2 separate regions of the Homo sapiens genome follow, and region 1 is linked to region 2. A link is an interaction called in ENCODE POLR2A ChIA-PET data of the cell type or tissue named here. Cell type or tissue: OCI-LY7. All regions are shown on one strand.

Evidence for each region. ChIA-PET counts read pairs that join two places held together with the same protein. Peaks named below come from ENCODE experiments on the same cell type or tissue, not always from the same donor. Only the 100,000 strongest peaks of a DNase experiment are listed, where the experiment ranks them.
Region 1: POLR2A ChIA-PET joins it to region 2 with 6 read pairs; 19 of 35 experiments call an interaction of 5 or more read pairs at or near these places.

The regions. Positions count from the first base shown.
Region 1 is chr20:53,681,284-53,683,783 of GRCh38, reverse strand. No RefSeq gene overlaps it. Among named protein-coding and RNA genes, the nearest start is that of ZNF217, 89 kb to the right of the region's middle. In OCI-LY7, no CTCF peak of the experiment used is centred here; a DNase peak (open chromatin) is centred at 1,483; H3K27ac peaks cover 1,221 bases.
Region 2 is chr20:53,586,028-53,588,527 of GRCh38, reverse strand. All of the region lies in intron 1 of ZNF217 (zinc finger protein 217), which reads left to right. Among named protein-coding and RNA genes, the nearest start is that of ZNF217, 6.6 kb to the left of the region's middle. In OCI-LY7, no CTCF peak of the experiment used is centred here; no DNase peak of the experiment used is centred here; H3K4me3 peaks cover 2,337 bases; H3K27ac peaks cover 2,460 bases.

The DNA.
Region 1 (2,500 bases), 95 kb before region 2:
CATCAAGGCTGCTAACATTCAAATCCCAGCTCCACTGTCACTGCCATGGGAATTTACATGGTCACTTCATATTGTTAAGCCTCTGTTTTCTCATCTGTGAAATGGGAATAATAAATAATGCCTCCTTCACTAAGCTGTTCTGGGGATTAAATAAGCTAATCACTGAGAAGCGTGCTAGGTATACTGTGAGTCTCAACTTCTGTTAGATCTCTTTTTTTTTTTTTTAATTTTTTGAGACGGAGTCTTGCTCTGTCATCCAGGCTGGAATGCAGTGGCTCCATCTTGACTCACTACAACCTCCACCTCCCAGGTTCAAGGGATTCTCATGCCTCAGCCTCCCAAGTAGCTGGAATTACAGGTGTGCACCACCAGGCCCTGCTAATTTTCATTGTTTTTTGTTTGTTTTTTTCCTGCTTTTTTTTTTTTTTTTGAGATAGAGTCTTGCTCTGTCACCCAGGCTGCAGTGCAGTGGCACAATCTCGGCTTACTGCAACCTCTACCTCCCAGGTTCAAGCGATTCTCCTGCCTCAGTCTCCCAAATAGCTGGGATTACAGGTGCACGCCACCATGCCCAGCTAATTTTTGTATTTTTAGTAGAGACGGGGTTTCACCATGTTAGTCAGACTGGTCTCAAACTCCTAACCACGTGATCTGCCCACCTCAGCCTCCCAAAGTGCTGGGATTACAACCGTAAGCCACCGCACCCAGACTAATTTTTGTATTTTTAGTAGAGACGGGGTTTTACCATGTTGCCCAGGCTGGTGTCGAACTCCCGAGCTCAATCAATTTGCCCACCCCAGCCTCCTAAAGTGCTGGGATTACAGGCATGAGCCACTGTGCCTGGCCACATGTATTTCTTGTGTTTAATTTTGTACAACTTCAAGCCAATCTGTAAAAGAACAGTAAAGAAAACTTTGCAGCTCTTAAATTATATGGTATGGCCTTTATCATACAAGTATATAAAGAAGCAAACAACAGTATATATATTTTTGGGGACAGAACCTTACTCTGTCACCCAGGCTGAAGTAGCTGGGACGACAGGTACATGCCACCATGTTCAGCTAATTTTCTTTAGTTTTTATAGAGATGGGGTCTCACTATATTGCCCAGCCTGCAATAGTTTTTTTATAAAAGTAACTCTTTTCGGCTGGGCACAATGGCTCATGCCTATAATCCCAGCACTTTGGGAGGCTGAGGCAGGCAAATTGCTTGAGGTTAGGAGTTCAAGACCAGCCTGGCCAACATGCCAAAGCCCAGTCTCTACTAAAAATACAAAAATTAGCCAGGCGTGGTGGTGTGCACCGGTGATCCCAGCTATTCAGGAGGCTGAAGCAAGAGAATCACTTGAACCTGGGAAGCAGAGGCTGCAGTGAGCCAAGATTGCATCACTGCACTCCAGACTGGGCAATAGAGCGAGACTCTGTCTCAGAAAAAAAAAAAAAAATTAGCCAGGCATGTCACGCACCTGTGGTCCCACCTACTTGTGAGGCTGAGCCCAGGAGGTCGCAGCTGCAGTTAAGCAATGATTGTGCCACTGCACACAAAACAAAACAAAAAGAAGCCAAAAAGGAATAACTAAAATAAGATTTTCTGGTATTTCTACAAATTTGGTGTGTTTTCATTATCTTTTTTTTATTTTTATTTTTTTGTAGAGACAGGGTCTCACTATGTTGCCCAGGCTGGCCTTGAACTCCTGGTCTCTAACAATCTTCCTGCCTTGGCCTCCCAAAGCACTGGGATTATAGGCATGAGATACTATGCCCAGTCTCATTCTTGTTATCTAAGACCTAGCTTTAGCCAGGTGTAGCTAAACGTTCTATGTACATTATCGCCTGTTATCTTTGCAACAACCAAATGGAATGAATTCTTTTTTTTTGTTGTTTTTGAGACGGAGTTTCGCTCTTGTTGCCCGGGCTGCAGTGCAATGGCGCAATATCCACTCACCGCAACCTCCGCATCCCAGGTTCAAACGATTCTCCTGCCTCAGCCTTCAGAGTAGCTAAGATTACAGGCATGTGCCACCACGCCCGGCTAATTTTGTATTTTTAGTAGAGACGGGGTTTTTCCATGTTGGTTAGGCTGGTCTCAAACTCCCGACCTCAGTTGATCCACCCGCCTCGGCCTCCCAAAATGCTGGGATAACAGCTGTGAGCCATCACACCCGGCCGGAATGAATTCTTATTAAACCCATTTTATAGCTGAGGGAACAGGGGTGCAAAGCAAAAGCTTGATGAATTTGTCCAGGGTCTTAAAGAGTGAGCAGATCAGCCCAACAACTGTAGTTGGGCTACTCAAAGCAGTAACTTTGAGTCATGCACAATTCCTGGAAATGGGGGCAAAGCAAAAGTCCACTCCCAATTATTTATTTTTTTCCCAATTATTATTATTATTTTTTGAGACAGAATCTGGCTCTGTCACCCAGGCTGGAGTGCAGTGGCACGATCTCGGCTCACTGCAACCTCCCCCTCACGGGCTCAAACGATTCTCTTGTCTCACCCTC
Region 2 (2,500 bases):
AGTTTATTAACAGTTAATTAATTTGCTGAAATCTTTTTTTTTTGGTGCAGTTAGGCCTGTCAAATTTTTACAGATATTTAAGGTTGTACTGGTTAAGTAGTAGTAATAGGAGAAACGGATAGCAATGCTTAATCTTGCTTAATTAAAGTTTTTAAAAATTCACTTTCCTTATATTATAACTTTTTTTCAGATCAGGATGTTTTTAAAAACCACTTTGCAGATGACAGTATCTGTTAATATTGAAACTAAAACTAGTATGTTATACTTTAAGTTCTTACTAAGATCCCTTAACTGACCTTAACTGATTTAAGATGAATTCAGGCAGTTTCTAGTTAATGACACTCAAATATGCTATATGATTATATTTTTATAGTACTTTGGTCTCTAATCCTATTTAAAATTGGTAATTTATGAACAATTTCAGCAAAATGAAATTATTTCCTTTACAAGCTTCCCAAGTTGAAGAGTTTAGGTTGTAACCTTAAACTTTGAATATTCCAATCTTTTTCTTTCGCTTAACTTGGAAGCATCTTTCCACAGCTAAATTAGGAAAGTTGGGTTGACCATTTAGCCTCATGGGTGTGACCCCTAGTAATTTCCTTGAAACAGTGTTGAAGAATTTAGAGCATTAAAAATAAAAAATAAAAAAACCTGTAGCTTTTTGATTGTTAGTAGATGGCTATGCAGAGTTTTCTCCACTTGTCAGATTAAGAAAAAATACTGTGCGTAAAAGACAGAGGAAAAACTTTCAGAGAAAATGTAAACTTCTAGCCAGGTCTTGGAGATAATTTTGTAGTTTTCAGGGTACAAATGCATTGGCCAGAGAATAGCAATTTAAGTTGAATTTTTTAATAACTCCTTATTTGGACACCTCAGTAACTTGGGAAAAAGTAGCTTTGTTAGCAGTATGACAAATTGTGTATAAATATAATTTTTCTGTGTTTTTGAGGACTTTGAATACCTTATTCAAAGCTGTATTATGGTAGATGCATATTCCATATCAACAATGTAAGATAACCTGTTAATCAGAAGAAACAGAGGCTGTGCTGTTTCTAAAAGTTAACAGTTTGAGTACATCAGGATGTAAAGAAAAATATTCCCAAGTTACAGTAATTGTCAGCAAAGTGGCTGTTGTACCTAGTTAGTTGTACTTAAGCACAGATTACTGTGCTTTTTATTAAGCAGTGTAGAATGTGTCCTATTTGCTGATTTCAAGATCTACAGGTAGTGGTAGAATTCATGGTAGCTTTAGTCACAAATCAGTGTGTAATTAGTGACCTAAAGAACATCACACTTCTATTCCAGCCTTTTCTAGCAATATGGTTCCTACTGGATTTCAAAGATTACGCTCTGGTAAATTTTAAAAGTATCTACTGAAATAATCCCAATAGAAGTTTCTTTCAAAATATGGCTATACTCAATAGCCCACTTGCCTTAGGTGTTAGGGGGTATATGAGTTAAGTTCTGTCGTTTACCTGAGTAAAGATTTTAAAATGTTTTTAAACATTGGAAAACATTTTTGTGAAGTACTTTTCAGTAAGCTTAGCGTGTTCATAACGCTCACTTTCTTGCAAGCTAGAAGCATTTAGATTATAGTGTTGGATTATAATATCCTGCTTTTCTCCTCCAGTTCTTTGTCAAGAAAGACAATTTACTTTATCAGCAGTGCCATCGGTTTACTGCTGCCTTCTGTGTGCAGGAGTGTGGAGAGCTGGAGGCTTCTGGGAAGGCTTGTGTTTGTGCACACACCCCATTCAATTGGAACGGTGATTTGCTGTTAGTAGATTAGAATTTCTATTTTGCTGTATTCTGTTATTAACGTCTTTATTGTTACAACCACTTTAACGATTACTGATGAGCAAATTGGTTTTAAGGGATGTAAACCTGGTTTAAAGTATTATTCATTGTCTTAGAGTTTAAGGAAGTGTTTTGTCTAGTGTGTTAGCAGTTTCTAAGTCAAGAGCTGAAGGCATTTGCTGTCAGAGATAGCCCTAGGATGCCCAGCATTTTTGTTTTGGAGGGTCATAAGGAGAGTGAGTATAAATCCAAATAGTGCAGTTTTTTTTTTGCTTGTGCTGATCAACTTTATGGTGTGATTAAATACGATTTTTTTTATTACGCTCTTGAAATTGTACTCTTGAAGTTGCAGAATGGCAATTAGATGGCAGTCGCTGATAGCCATGTAGAAGTTTTGATGAACATGCAAGTTAATTTTAATTTCTGATCAGTTACGGTTAGTGACTGTGGCCAAACGTGTGTACTGATTCTACACGTGTGCTAATTCCGTGACATTTATTCACCAGCTATGTGTCGAGTGCCTAATCCTGTGTCAGGCACCTTGTTCCAGGCATTGGGGGCAGCAGTGGACAAGGCAACAGTCTCCATCCTGAGGTGTTACTTTTAGAAAAAGACAGTTACAAGCAAACAAACAGGATGGTTTTAGATCTGGACAGAGGTTTTCAGAGGAAGTCATCCTTGAGCTGTCACAATACTTTGGGGG